2 separate regions of the Homo sapiens genome follow, and region 1 is linked to region 2. Evidence: chromatin contacts called from ENCODE POLR2A ChIA-PET data. All regions are on one chromosome and are shown on one strand. The core of a region is the stretch at or near the end of the contact, and the rest is flanking DNA. Distances in the headings are between cores, read along the strand shown.

Region 1 (7,329 bases), core at 4,790-7,289, 76 kb after region 2:
CCACTGATTCTACATTATGGTGAGTTGCATAATTATTCCTTATATATTGCAATGTAATAATAATAGAAATAAAGTGGACAATAAGTGTAATGCGCTTGAATCATCCTGAAACCATCCTCCTCCCCCTCGTCCACGGAAAATTTGTCTTCCACAGACTGTTCCCTGGTGCCAAAAAGGTTGGGGACCACTGATACAGACCATATTCTCTTACTGTAATGAGGTGAAACTAGAAATCTTTAATAAAAGCTCATTCTGGGATCATCCTTCACTCTCAGGCTGGGCATTCCTCTTGCCTTTCTCCCTCATCGAGTCCCTTGTTTCCCGAACTATGTTTCCTCTTACTTGCTTTAGTTTATCCTTTTGGTGGAGTATGTTTTCCTATAGTTTTGTGAGAGAGGGTGCATGGGAGCTGGGCTGAGTATCTCATCTTTGCCCTGATGGATCCACTCTCTACCCTTCTCCACCATGCTCTGTGCACTCAGAGGCCAACACACACAGTTGGCGTCAATGGATTCCCATGTCCTCTGACTTCTGGAGGGGTTTAAATAAGAGTAGGCATCAGCAGGGAAGGGACAGAAGAAGGACACTGAGGTTGGCATATACATATAATATCTTCCAGCTTTATTTCTGTCAGGTCACTCAGCACAAGTCATGTCCCTTGAGGGAAGATCTCAGATCCTAGAAGGCAGTCCTCTCCCGGCAGACCTTTTGTACCTCAGTGCTGGTCAAAGCTCTCTTTCCATTCCTCTTTGGGCAAGGGATTCTTAATCCCTCACTTCACTATTGCCATGGTTTTTCTATGATTTGATCAGATCCTTGTAAGTAGAGTCTATTAATATTCTCTTCCAATTACCCAGTTTGCATTTGTTCTGTTTTCCAGCCAGGATTCTTTATGATACAGGAGGTAAAAAATGTAACAACTTGATTCTCAGAAAATATACTCTAGGTGGCTAGAACTACAGGCATATGCCTGGCTATTTTTAATTTGTGTGGAGACAGAGTCTGGCTGTAGGGTCTCACTATGGGGTCTCGCCCAGGCTGGTCTTGAACTCCTGGCCTAAGGTGACTCTCTGACTTCACTCTTGTACCTTGCATGGCAAAAGGGACTCTGCCTGAGTCCTTAGAAGCAGAGAATCTTGCCCAGCTGTGGTTACAGAGAGATCCCATGACAGAAGAAGGAGGAAAGATTCAAAGTGTGAAAGGGACTCGACCCACTATTGCTGGCTGTGAAGATGGAGTAAGGGGCCATGAGTCAAGGGGTGTGAGTGGTCCCTAGAAGCCTGGAATGGCCCTTGGGTGACAACCTGCAAGCAACAAGGATCTCAGTTCGACACCCCCAAGGAACTGAACTCTGCCAAAACCCAAATGAGCAAGGACATGGATTTTCCTACAGAGCCTCCAGAAAGGAAAACAGGCCTGTGAGCACCTTGACTTCAGCCCTGTGAATCCGCTGGCACTCTTCCAGCCTAGAGGACTGTAAGGAAATTTTGCGGTGTTTAAGCCACAAGTTTGTGGTAATTTTTTAGGGCAGCATTAGAAACTTAATTCCTTTCTAAGTGAATTCAATGATATTTTAATGACTCGGTATGTTGGACAAGATTCTCTCCTTCTAAGGACTCATGAGATTGGATTGGCTCCACCCACATTGCCCAGGATAATCTCTCTTGCTCAGGCTCAGATCCTTCCTCACATCTGCAAAGTCCCTTTTGCCATGTAAGGTACAAGAGTGAAGTCAGACAGTCACCTTAGGCCAGGAGTTCAAGACCAGCCTGGGAGAGAACCCCATAGCAAGACCCCACAGACAGACTGTCTCTACAAAAAAAAACAAAAATAAAAATAGCTGGGCATATGCCTGTAGTTCCAGCCACCCAGAGGAGGGAAGGTTGCTTGAGTCATGGAGGTCAAGACTGCAATGAGCTATGAACGCACCACTACACTCCAGCCTGGGCAACAGAGTGAGACCCTGTCTCAAAAAAAGAGAAAAGAGAAAGAAACGTAAATTGTATTCATCTCATTCTGCTCAAAGAAGTACAAACTGCATCCTTTGAGTGAATTGCTTATGGAAAGCAGCTGGCAGGCAGCTTCCTTTTTCTTACTGAAGACATCAAATATCTCTATACATGAAAGCACAGTAGGGTTGTTTGTCCATCCCCCTGCTTTAGGGGAGGGCTTCATAAAACTGTCTACAAGGAATAAGTCATCTTTGGACAAGTCAGCCGCAGGATCCTGAGTGTCACCTTGGAAACTGTTGCATAATTTACCAATCTTGAACAGACCTATTTGCAAGTCTGAACTCCAAATTTTAGTTAAAGCAAGACATGGTTGGTGATCCCATTGTCGGCTTTCTCACCTGGTCCTGAGGATGGCATCACTGGAAAGTCAGAGCCTCACCTGAGCAGGCGACGTGGCAGTGGTTGTTCTCCTTCAGCTTTCCGCGTCTGCACCACGCGAAGCTGTTGATCTGGAAGATGCCGTAGTCGATGCTGCCGTCATCCAGGACCGTCTGGGCTGTGGTGTTGTAGCCGCTCTCATAATACGCCATGCAGATCCCTGGAGGGGGGAAAGCCAGAAACGCCAGCAAAGGAGGTGCCATCTTTTGCTCTAAGCTTGGTCTAAGGGCAAGTTTCCTCATCCCTGTTACCTGACTGCTTCCTCCCAATACACCTTGGGCAGGGCAGGGCGGGCATGTGCCCAGGGGGCACACGAGGGGCACATCAGGGGCTGGGATGGCACACCTGAAGCTGCACACCCAGTCAGGGGCTGAGCCTAATCTAGACCAACAGTCAGGTCCCCCCACTCCCCACAATGCCAGCAGAGGTGGCATTATTTTCCCCTTCCCTGGCTAGTGTCATAAGGACAGGACTCCAGGAATAAGGAAATGAGGGGCAGGGGAGGAAGGAGAGGAGACCCAGAGAGCCACAGTTAGGCCAGCAGCCACCCCTGGGTGTGGTGAGGGCAGAGCAGGGGTAGTTGGGGAGACACAGCAGGGAGTGTAGCCAGGACCTTCAACATCTCAGGGGAAAGGTCAAGGACAGAAAGAGAGCAGGAAAGAAATAATCTCACAGTTTCCAAGGCTGAAGCCCCAGTAATTGTCCAGGCCAGCCCTCGAGAATATTTTTGCCAGTTTGCAACGAGTGTAGATTTTGGACTCGGCGCCTGTGACCAGGCAGCCAATGAGGGTCAGAATGCCCGCAGCCTTCATCCTCAAAGCCTGCCGGAGACAGAACCTGCCAAAGAGCCGGAGAACAGGTCAGACGATCTTGATTCAGGAACTTCGAAATCCAGCATCGGTGACTGTGCACAGCCCTGCCTAGATGCTGCCTGTCACTTTGGTCATTCAGTGCCACCATCAGGGAAAACCGGCCACTCTACGGTCCAGGGAAGGAATGTGACTGCAGGCTGTCTCCTTAATGCTTTTCCATACAGTAACTTTCAAGTCAATGCTGTGTTCTCAGGGTTAAGTAAGTGAAAAAATTAACCTTCCTTAATACACATCCAGGTGAAAACCACAAGGGGCATTTTTAGGATTTCTATTTTAATTCTATGAATGAAAAATAGAATACAGGGGTGAAACATTCCCTATACTGCTGACCCTTGAACATCATGGGTTTGAACTGCGTGGGTCCATTTATCCGTGAATTTTCTTCTGCCTCTGCCACCCCGAGACAGCAAGACCAACCCCTCCTCTTCCTCCTCCACCTCAGCCTGCTCAGTGTGAAGACCACCAGGATGAAGCCCTTTATGATGATCCACTTCCACTTAACAAATAGTAAATATAATATAATAGTAAATATTTACTATTAACAAATAGTTAATATTTACAAATAGTAAATATATCTTCTCTTCCTTATGATTTTCTTAATAACATTTTCTTTTCTCTAGCTTACTTTATTGTAAGAATCCAGTATAGACATAGAACGTACAAAATATGTGTTTATTGGCTGTTCATGTTATTGGTAAGGCTTCCAGTCAGCAGTAGGCTATTAGTCGTTAAGCTTCTGGGGAGTCAAAAGTTACATGCAGATTTTCAACTGAGCAGGCATTGGCACCCCGACCCCTACATTTGTTCAAGGATCAACTGGGTGTGTAGAAACAGACACCCCATTTCAGCCAGAGATGAAATACACGTGGACCTGAATGGAAAACTTTAAGATTCATCGTCTAGGCCAGGCGCGGTGGCTCACGCCTGTAATCCCGGCACTTTGGGAGGCCGAGACGGGCGGATCACGAGGTCAGGAGATCAAGACCATCCTGGCTAATGCGGTGAAACCCCGTCTCTACTAAAAATACAAAAAAATTAGCCGGGTGTGGTGGCATGTGTCTGTAGTCCCAGCTGCTCGGGAGGCTGAGGCAGGAGAATGGCGTGAACCCAGGAGGCTGAGCTTGCAGTGAGCGGAGATTGCGCCACTGCACTCCAGCCTGGGCGACAGAGCGAGACTCCGCCTCAAAAAAAAAAAGATTCATCGTTTGGGGGTTTATTGAAGGGTGAAGATTAAGCACCTAATCTTTCCTTTTCTTTTCTTGATGCATTTCAAAATGTGGGAGCATTGCTTCCAAAGTACTAGTGTTTTATCTTAGATTGCAAATGCATTGCTTTGCTAAGCTTCACAACCAGTGCTCCGGGCGGCCTCCTAAAAGTCTGGCACCTGACTGGGGAGCAAGAGGGATGGAGGACAAAGCCTCATGAAAGGAGGAAAGCACCTGGGGGAGCAGAGGGACAATAAAGAGGCCCCCATAGAATCGTCTGAAATGGGAGTAGGATCAAGAGCGCTGTCTCCTGCTGCCTACTGATTTTCCACAATCTCCTCCCCTCTTAAAATAATGTCTTCCCCAAACACAACAGCCTTGCTGGGATGGGGTGAAGTGAAATTTCTGACAACTACTCGGGATCCTGAACTTGATGTTCTTACATATGTTCATCCCGTGTCATTTTCTGCACTTGCCTGGAAACTTCTCTAGTCATTAGTTTCTCTCCCTGGGGCTGGATTCCTGCATTGAAAGGCTAGGCCCAAAACAGGGATAAGTAGTCATCAGCAAGGCCACCGCACCGAGTAACAAGCAGGGCTTTAAGGTGACTAAGCAATAAGATAAGGAACTGCATTGCATGAGGGGCATGTACATTACAAACGTGAATAGCAAGCGTGGGCAAACCAGGCCCGCTTTTGTATGTAAAGTTTTATTGAAACATAGCTACTCTCATCATTTGGTAATATATTGTTGGTGGCTGATTTCCTGCTGCAGTGGCAGAGTTGAGTAGCTGTGTTAGAGGCTGTATAGACCACAAAGCCTAACATATTATTATCTGGCCCTTTTCAGAGAGATCATGCCAGTCCGTGGTGTACAGCATTGTGCTAAGCTGTGAGGGACAGACAAACGAGGTTTAAGATGCAGAGCTTAGGCTGGGCATGGTGGCCCACACCTGTAATCTCAGCACTTTGTGAGGGTGAAAAGGGCAAATTGCTTGAAGCCAGGAGTTTGAGACCAGCCTGGGCAACAAAGGTAGACCTCTGTCACTACAAAATACACAAAAATTAGCCAGGCATAGTGGTGTGTGACTGTGGTCCCACCTGTTTGGGAGGCTGAGGTGGGAGGATCTTTTAAGGCTGGGAGGTTGAGGCTGTTGTGAGTTGTGATTGTGCCACTGCACTCCAGCCTGGGCAACAGAGTGACATCCTGTTTCAAAAAAAAAAAAAAAGATGCAGAGCTTACAAATAAGGTTGGTTTCCATCCTCTGCCTTAGAATGTTAACTGATCTCAAACAAGTCAAAACAAAACCCGTAGCAATGATAACCCCAAGCATCATGTTCTACATCCTTCAAGAACCTGCCATTGCTGGTTCTCAGGGACAGGTGGCTTCATAAGAGTAATTTAGGTCTTACTGAAAAGGCAGATTCCTGGTGCCTGCCGCAGAGGCTGACTTCTCAGTTGAGTCTGCGGAAGAAACACTGCTCCACTTAGTCGGTGACAGGCAGCTCAGGGGAGCGTCCTGCATCCCCTGAAGCCATGTCTGATTCTAACAAGGCTCGAGTAATCCTTTCCTAGCTCAAGAACCTTTCTTTAGAGTGTTAGAGAAAGAAAAATTCTTAGTCCTTTGTTTCTCACCACCTAGAGATGCTAGAATTCTACTTCTTGGCACTAAAAGCTATATCATCCTGCACGCTTGTGTTCTGAAGCAGGTGCTAACTCTCTTCTGGGCCTTAATACCTCTCGTTTTTTCTCTTTTCCTCTCAACAACTGTCCTCACTACACAACTTGGCCAGGGCCTCCCGTCCAAGTGAGAGCTCTTCTCTAAGGCAACAGTCTGCAAACTTTATCACAAATTCCATTAATAAAGTTAAGCATGTATCCTCTTTAGATGTATATTAAATTATAAATCACACTTCTGTACCTCTGTACTAATATGCTACATAAATTATCAACATACACAAAACTAAAATCTGAAAATGAATGAGAGGTGAAATTAACATTAAAAATTAATTAACAGCACATTTCTTTGCTATAGTTATATTGTTAATTAATAAAATATTGTCAAAGGAGGGCCACAAAAGAAATAAAAAATTTTTATGTATAATTAACATGATTTCATTGTTTTTTAAAAATTTGGCTTAACACTTTGTGACTCAATAAAGAGCTAGTTTGAAGGTCCATTTATTTCTGTGTTCAGATTTAATGACACATTTGAAATGAATTCTCATTGGAATATGTAGATCTCAGTATAAGTTTGTTGTTAGTTGTACCTAACTAATTATTGTATTTTATTAAATTCCATCTGCAAATAATGCAAAGATCTTGTTGAAATCTAGTTTTAAGTTTATATAGTATTACATTGTGTAGATATAACATATTTAGCCAATTCCATATTGACTCACACTTAAGGTATTTTTTTCTTCTATGATAAACATATTACAATTAGTAATCTTGTACATTTGTCATTTGTACATTTGCAAGAATATCTGTAGGATACATTCCTGGAAATTGAATTGCTGGGTTAAGGACTGTAATTTTGTAATTTTGCTAGATATTGCCAAATTGCCTTCCACGTGGGCTTGTATGACGAAGATGGCTAGCATACCCTATTACCAAAGGTTAAGATATTTGCTAATATTAGAGATGAAACATAATTTGTCAGCAAAGTTTCAATTTCAGCTTCCCTTATTTCAAGCTGTCTGAGCATCTTTTCTTATCTTCAGAAGCCATTTGTGGACTTTTTTCTCTCTCTCTCTCTCTTTTTTTTTTTTTTTAATTGAGACAGAGTCTCCCTCTGTTGTCCAGGCTGGAGCTCAGTAGTGTGATCTCGGCTCATTGCAACCTCCACCTCGCAGGTTGAAG
Region 2 (6,754 bases), core at 2,561-5,060:
TCTTTTTTATTTTTATTTATTTATTTATTTATTTATTTATTTATTTATTTATTTATTTATTTATTTTTGAGACAGAGTCTCACTCTGTTGCCCAGGCTGGAGTGCAATGGCATGATCTTGGCTCACTGCAGCCTCCGCCTCCCAGGTTCACGCGATTCTCCTGCTTCAGCCTCCTGAGTAGCTGGGATTACAGGCATGCACCACCATACTCGGCTAGTTTGGTATTTTTAGAAGAGACAGGGTTTCATTGTGTTGGACAGGCTGGTCTTGAACTCCTGACCTCAGGTGATCCGCCCACCTCCGCCATCCAAAGTGCTTACAGGCGTGAGCCACCACGCCCGGCCCCTCTTTTTGCTTTCTTGAAGATATCCCTTAATTAGGAAAGAAAAATATTTAGATTTCTTAATATTTTCCTTAATTTTCTCCCAAGAGTTAAATATACAATTTTTATATTATAATAATTGTCTGAAATTATAGATATCATTTACACAAATCTCTGTATCAAATTCTGTCTTCAGTATTATAGGGGTGGTAATGTGATAAAAAAAAGCAGAATTGCATGGTAGGAAAATTAACTGCAGACTTCTTGCATATCAGTTATCCCGGAAAGTTCATTACCAAAATGCATCCTCCGTTTAAGACTCATTTTTTTTTTTTCGGCTAGGCACAGTGGCTCACGTCTGTAATCCCAGCACTTTGTGAGGCCGAGGCGGGTGGATCACCTGAGGTCAGAGTTTGAGACCAGCCTGGCCAACATGGTGAAACCCCATCTCTACTAAAAAAAAAAAAAAAAAAAAAATGAGCCAGGCATTGTGGTGTGTACCTGTAGTGCCGGTTACTCGGGAGGCTGAAGCAGAAGAATTGCTTGAACCTGGAAGGCAGAGGTTGCAGTGAGCTGCGATCACACCACTGCACTCTAGCCTGGGCAACAGAGTGAAACTTTGTCTCAAAAAAAAAAAAAAAAAAAAAAAAAAAGAAAGGAAAAAAGACTCATTTTATTCTACCTAAAAAATCTTGCCTCATTTAAACAAACTTTAACATCATGTGGCTCTTTTACATTCACGCATTCCATCACTAAATATTCATTGAGAATTTTCTATATATTTGGCTCTATGCTAGGCCATGAGAATCCAAATAGATTCTGCCTTCAAGAAAGAAAGATGATGATAGCAAAATGATATTAATTCAGGCCGGGTGTGGTGGCTCACGCTTGTAATCCCAGCACTTTGGGAGGCAGAGGCAGGTGGATCTCTTGAGGTCAGGAGTTTGAGACCAGCCTGGCCAACATGGCAAAACCCCGTCTCTACTGAAAATACAAAAATTAGCTCAGCTTGGTGGTGGGCACCTGTAATCCCAGCTACTTGGGAGGCTAAGTCATGAGAATTGCTTGAACCGGGGAGGCGGAGGTTGCAGTGAGCCGAGATTGTGCCACTGTACTCCAGCCTGGGTGACAGAGTGAGACTCCATCTCGAAATAATAATAATAATGTTAATTCAATATGCTAAGTATAATAGTAGGCATGTGCACATGGCCTTATGGGAGTCAGAGGCCTATGAGTGTGTTTGGGGTGTGTGCAAATAAGAAGGGCTTCCTGGAGGAGGAGATGTTTGAGTTAAGTGGTAAATTACAAGTAGGAGTTAGTTGTGAACAGCATGTGGGATGTGCATGGGGTGATAGGAGCAGGAGCACGTGAGCCAAAACGCAGTGCCCAGAAGCAGATGTATGCAGGAAGTGTGCAGTGTGGGGCGGGATGTGGTGGGAAGACCACGGACAGGGTGCACCTGGCCAGTGGCTGGAAGCCCCAGAGAACGATGTTGAGGAGCAATATTTTTTTTGTTTGTTTGAGACAGAGTCTCACTCTGTCACCCAGACTGGAGTGCAGTGGCACGATCATGGCTCACTGCAGCCTCGACCTCCCAGGGTCCAGCAACCCTTCCACCTCAGCTTCCTGAGTAGCTGAGACTACAGGTGCGCACCACCACACCCAGTAAATTTTGTAATTTTGTAGAGATGAGGTCTTACTGTGCTGCCCAGGCTGGTCTTGAACTCCTGGGCTTAAGGGATCCTCCTGCCTTGGCCTCCCAAAGTGCTGGGACTACAGGCATGAGTCACTACTCCTGGCTAAGGAATGAAATTTCATCTCCTAATGCATAAAGAGCCGTTGGAAGGTTTTAAGTGAAGCAATAATGATGTAGGATGTGATGGTGGATTTGAGGGGCAAGAACACTGACTGGGAGGCTGTTACCTTTGTATATCTGCTCAATTGGTGGTCACAATCTTTTTGGCATAGGGGACTGGTTTTGTGGAAGACGATTTTTCCACAGACTGGGGTGGGGGTGGTTTCAGGATGATTCAAATGCATTACATTTATTGTGCTCTTTATTTCTATTATTATTACATTGTATTAATAATGTACAATGTATTACATTGTATAATAATGTACAATGTATTACATTGTATAATAATGTACAATGTATAACATTAAGAATGTATAACATTATACATGTATATATGTATAACAATGTACAATGTATAACATTATACATGTATATATGTATAACAATGTACAATGTATAACATTAAGAATGTACAATGTATAACATTCTGTTATTATTACAATGAAATACTTATACAATTCACTGCAATGTTCAATCAGTGGGAGCCCTGAGCTTGTTTTCCTGCAACTGATTTAGGAGTTAAGAAGAAATTACTTAGGCAGATAGTAAGAGTATGGGAGTCCTCGGTAAAACTTTTATTTTTAGTGAAAAGCAGCCCCAAATCATTTTCCTTTCTAATGAAGAGCAGCCTGTAAAATCGAGCTGCAGACCTGATACTGGCAGTTGCGCCGATTATATTCAAGATGGCGGCTCCATCTTCCCTTCTTTTGTCAGCCACGTGTCCAGTAAGAAGCAGACAAAATGGCACTGATCAACTGGAATGGCCATTTGTGTGATAAGATTAGGGTGGGGCAACCAGCCTTCCCCAAACACTATGTAGACATCATAACTGATCAAACTAATCTATGAGCCCTATGTAAATCAGAGACTGCCTCCTCAAACATGACTATAAAACTCCACGCATTTGCACCAGCTGGTTCTTTTTCCCACTTGGAGACTCTCTTTTGGGCTTTCTTAGCATGAGGAAGCTTTTTCTCTCTCTTTTCTTCCTTTTTTTTTTTTTTTGAAATGGAGTCTCGCTCTGTCACCCAGGCTGGAGTGCAGTGGCCTTATCTCGGCTCACTGCAAGCTCCGCCTCCTGGGTTCAAGCAATGCTCCTGCTTCAACCTCCCAAGTAGCAGGAATTACAGACACTTGCCACCATGCCTGGCTAATGTTTGTATTTTTAGTAGAGATGGGGTTTCACCATGTTGGCCAGGCTGGTCTTGAACTCCTGACCTCAAGTGATTCGCCCACCTCGGCCTCCCAAAGTGCTCGGATTACAGGCATGAGCCACCGTGCCCGGCCTCTTTTCTTCTTTTTTCTATTAAACTTTCTGCTCCAAAACCCACTCCTCATGTGTGTCTGTGTCCTGAATTCCTTCTCAACCGAGACCAAGAGTCAAGGTATATACCCCAGAAAATGGAGCCATTTCACAACTAGAAGGTCCCATCTGGGGGTGATGGGAGACAGTGACAGATCATCAGGAATTACATTCTCATAAGGAGCATGCAACTTAGCTCCCTCAGATGTTCAGTTCACAATAGGTTTTGCACTCCCATGAGAATCTAATGCTGCCGCTGATCCGACAGGAGGTGGAGCTCAGGCAGTAATGCAAGTGATGCGGAGCGGCTGTTAATTCAGATAAAGCTTTGCTTGCTTGCTGCTGCTCACCTCCTGCTGTGTGGCCCAGTTCCTGATAGGCCAGTACTGGTCTATGGCCTGGGGGTTGGGGACCCCTGTCCTAGAGAATAAGGAAGTGAATTAGCGCAGTGTTAGCAGAAATTGAAAAAGAGGTAAGTTAGAAATGTTTAGTCTGCTAAACTGGCTGACTTACCATTAATTGGTGGGGGAAGTGTGAAAGGAAAAGAAAATCTCAAGACCCCAAACTCACAATGCCAAAGGGAAAAGTTAAGCTTGGGAACTGAGACAAGAGAAAAACAAAGCAAAACTGTGTTCCTTTCGTTCCCAAGGGATAGCTGTAATTTCATGTGCTGACTTTATCTTACGTAAAATGTAGATTTACTCAGCAAGATAATTATATGACTTTCCCCTCCCTCCTATCTTTTCACATGTAAAGTGTGGATTCAGTGAGTGCTATTCAAGGCCTCATGAGAATGTGACCACCTGGCTCATTGCCTATCCTACCCCCTTCTTTTTCTTCTCTCCTTCTCCTCCTGCCCACTCTTCCCCCTTTACATATTGAAGTCCTCAAAACTCTCCTTGGAAAAAAGCAGAGAACACAAATCCTATTGTAACTCGTGTTTCTTTTTTCCTGAGTGTTTCCTCAACCTCAGCAAAATAAACCTCTAAGTTGACTGAGATCTGTCTCAGACACTTTTTGGTTTACAGAAGTAAGGAAGAAGGAATTGCATGACTTCCAGGATCCAGCTTGGTGAGGGCGTGGACGGCAGAGCCCTGAGATGGGATCACGTGAAGACGAGCAGGGAACGTCAACAAGGGAGGAGACCTTGGCAATGCCTGCACAGCCCGCTCAGCCGCGTAGCAGAGCCCTCACAGTCGCTGGCTTCATGCGGTGTAGAGAAAGCTGGTTAAATTCATCTAACTGCAATTTGCCTTCCATGTCTAGTCTCCTTTTGGCCATGAGGAAGATAATCCAGCCGGCTAGGTATAGCTGAAATGTGACATAATCAATTACAAATTTGTTGATTTAGAGCAAGTGATAGATACACAGCCCAGAGTAAATTTCCCAGAGGCTCTTACCACTGTGGGGAGGACAAAGTCTCACTTCCTGATCAGCAGTGGCCAAGGGAGGCTTTTCTCTGCATTTGTGAGGCTGTGATATCTTTCATGCACTCCTTTGAAAGTGCTCACCAGCACGATGGAACACATTAGCTTAAATATTTCTCTTCACAGGTTGCTGTGTCTTTTAACGTAGGCAACTCTTCATGTAAATGCTAGTTAGAAAAGAGGTTTTGTTTTGTTTTTCAAGAAAAGTTGCTTTAATTAAATAAAGGACAGGAAGTTCCTTCCTGAATGGTTACAACCCCGTGGATTATACAAGCAATGTGCTGATTACAAACCGCCCCTTTGCCAGTTCCGCTACAGTTACCAGAATCCTTGTTAAATAACATTCTCCCAAAAAAGATGTGAGGAAATTAAACAATGAAGCTATAAGAATTGAACAGACAGAGAGAAACAAAATGAATATGAAACTTTTTATGCTTCTTCACTTTTAGATAACATGTGTACACCTTTCTCCATAAAATATATATTTTTATTTTTTCAGTTTTATTTATTATTGTTATTATTATTATTATTTTTGTAGAGACGGGAGGGGGTTCTCACTTTGTTGCCTAGGCTGGTCTTGAACTCTTGAGCTCAAGTGATCCTCCTGCCTCTGCCTCCTGAAGTGCTGGGATTACAGGTATGAGTCACCACACCCAGCTGTAATTTTTCTTTTGAGACAGGGTCTCACTGTTGTTACCCGGGCTGGAGTGCAATGGCGCAATCTTGGCTCACTGCAACCTCCGCCTCCCGGGTTCACGTGATTCTCCTGCCTCAGCCTCCCAAGTAGCTGGGATTACAGGCACCTGCCACCGTACCCAGCTAATTTTTGAATTTTTAGTAGAGATGGGTTTTGCCATGTTGGCCAGGCTAGTCTCCAACTCCTGACCTCAGGTGATCCACCCACTAAAGCCTCCCAAAGTGCTGGGATTACAGGCATGACCCATCTTGCCTGGCCCGGCTGTAACTTTTAAGTAAAAATTCAGCTTTGCTGGCATTGTTACACATGTTAACTTTTTAGTCATCAACACAATCTTTTAAGAAAGATAAAATGTATTAAACAGATATTCATCTTATAGAACATTTAGACGATACAGATGAACAAAAGGAAGAAAGTAAAAAACTCTCACAATTTCACCACTTTGAGATAATCCATGTTAAAATAGTTTTTCCATTCTCTTTCCTTACATTTACATGTAACAGAGTGAAGAGAACAGTTTACACCAGTTTCTTGTATTTACTTATTTTTTTAGAGACAGGGTCTTGCTATGTTGGCCAGGCCAGAGTGCAGTGGCTATTCGCAGGCACCATCCCACTACTAATCAGCATGGAAATTTTGACCTGCTCCATTTCCAACCTGGGCCAATTCATCCCTCCCTAGCCAACCTGTTGGTCCTCGGCTCCAGGGAGTTCACCATATTGGTGATGAACTTAGTGTGGACACCCAATCAGCACAGCGCACTGCAGCCCAAAACTCCTGGCTGGGCTCAAGCGATCCTCTGGCCTCAGTCTCCGGAGTAGCTGGGACTACACATGTGTACCACCACACCTCAGCCTTCCAAGTAGCTGGGACTACAGGTGTGCACCACCATGCCTAGCCACACCTGAGTTTCTTGGGAGGAGAGGATTGTCTGTGTCTGGAAGGAACATTGGAAACTGTGGTGTCAGGAAATCTCAAAGAGTAAACTCATAGACTCAAAACATCCAGTTGGCTGAACTCCCCTCTGAGGAGAGATGGTGCTGGTGGCTTCGGTGGGGGGTCTCTCTGTACTGAGAGTTGTGATGAATGGCGTGTGCAATTGGAGAACTGTAGCTGGGGCCAAGCTGAATTCCTCTATGTAATAGAGGGG

Evidence for each region. ChIA-PET counts read pairs that join two places held with the same protein, here RNA polymerase II (POLR2A).
Region 1: POLR2A ChIA-PET joins it to region 2 with 12 read pairs in Panc1. The contact joins the promoter of LYZL2 here to the enhancer-like site in region 2. POLR2A ChIA-PET finds 5 or more read pairs at or near these places in 2 of 52 experiments (Panc1 and activated T-cell).

Annotation. Positions count from the first base shown.
Region 1 is chr10:30,623,714-30,631,042 of GRCh38, forward strand. It overlaps LYZL2 (lysozyme like 2), which reads right to left and starts at 6,040. Exons shown (of 5, transcript NM_183058.3): 1 at 5,880-6,040; 2 at 3,064-3,227; 3 at 2,392-2,550. The coding sequence starts at 3,202.
Region 2 is chr10:30,549,446-30,556,199 of GRCh38, forward strand. LOC105376478 (a long non-coding RNA gene) reads left to right here. Exons shown (of 2, transcript XR_007062102.1): 2 at 4,509-5,163. It also overlaps the pseudogene RN7SL63P. Among named protein-coding and RNA genes, the nearest start is that of LYZL2, 77 kb to the right of the region's middle. RefSeq lists an enhancer at 3,326-3,938 and a silencer at 4,415-4,709. Within about 2 kb of position 3,811, at least 26 of the 41 ENCODE cell types and tissues checked have a DNase peak (open chromatin) inside an H3K27ac peak, as active enhancers do.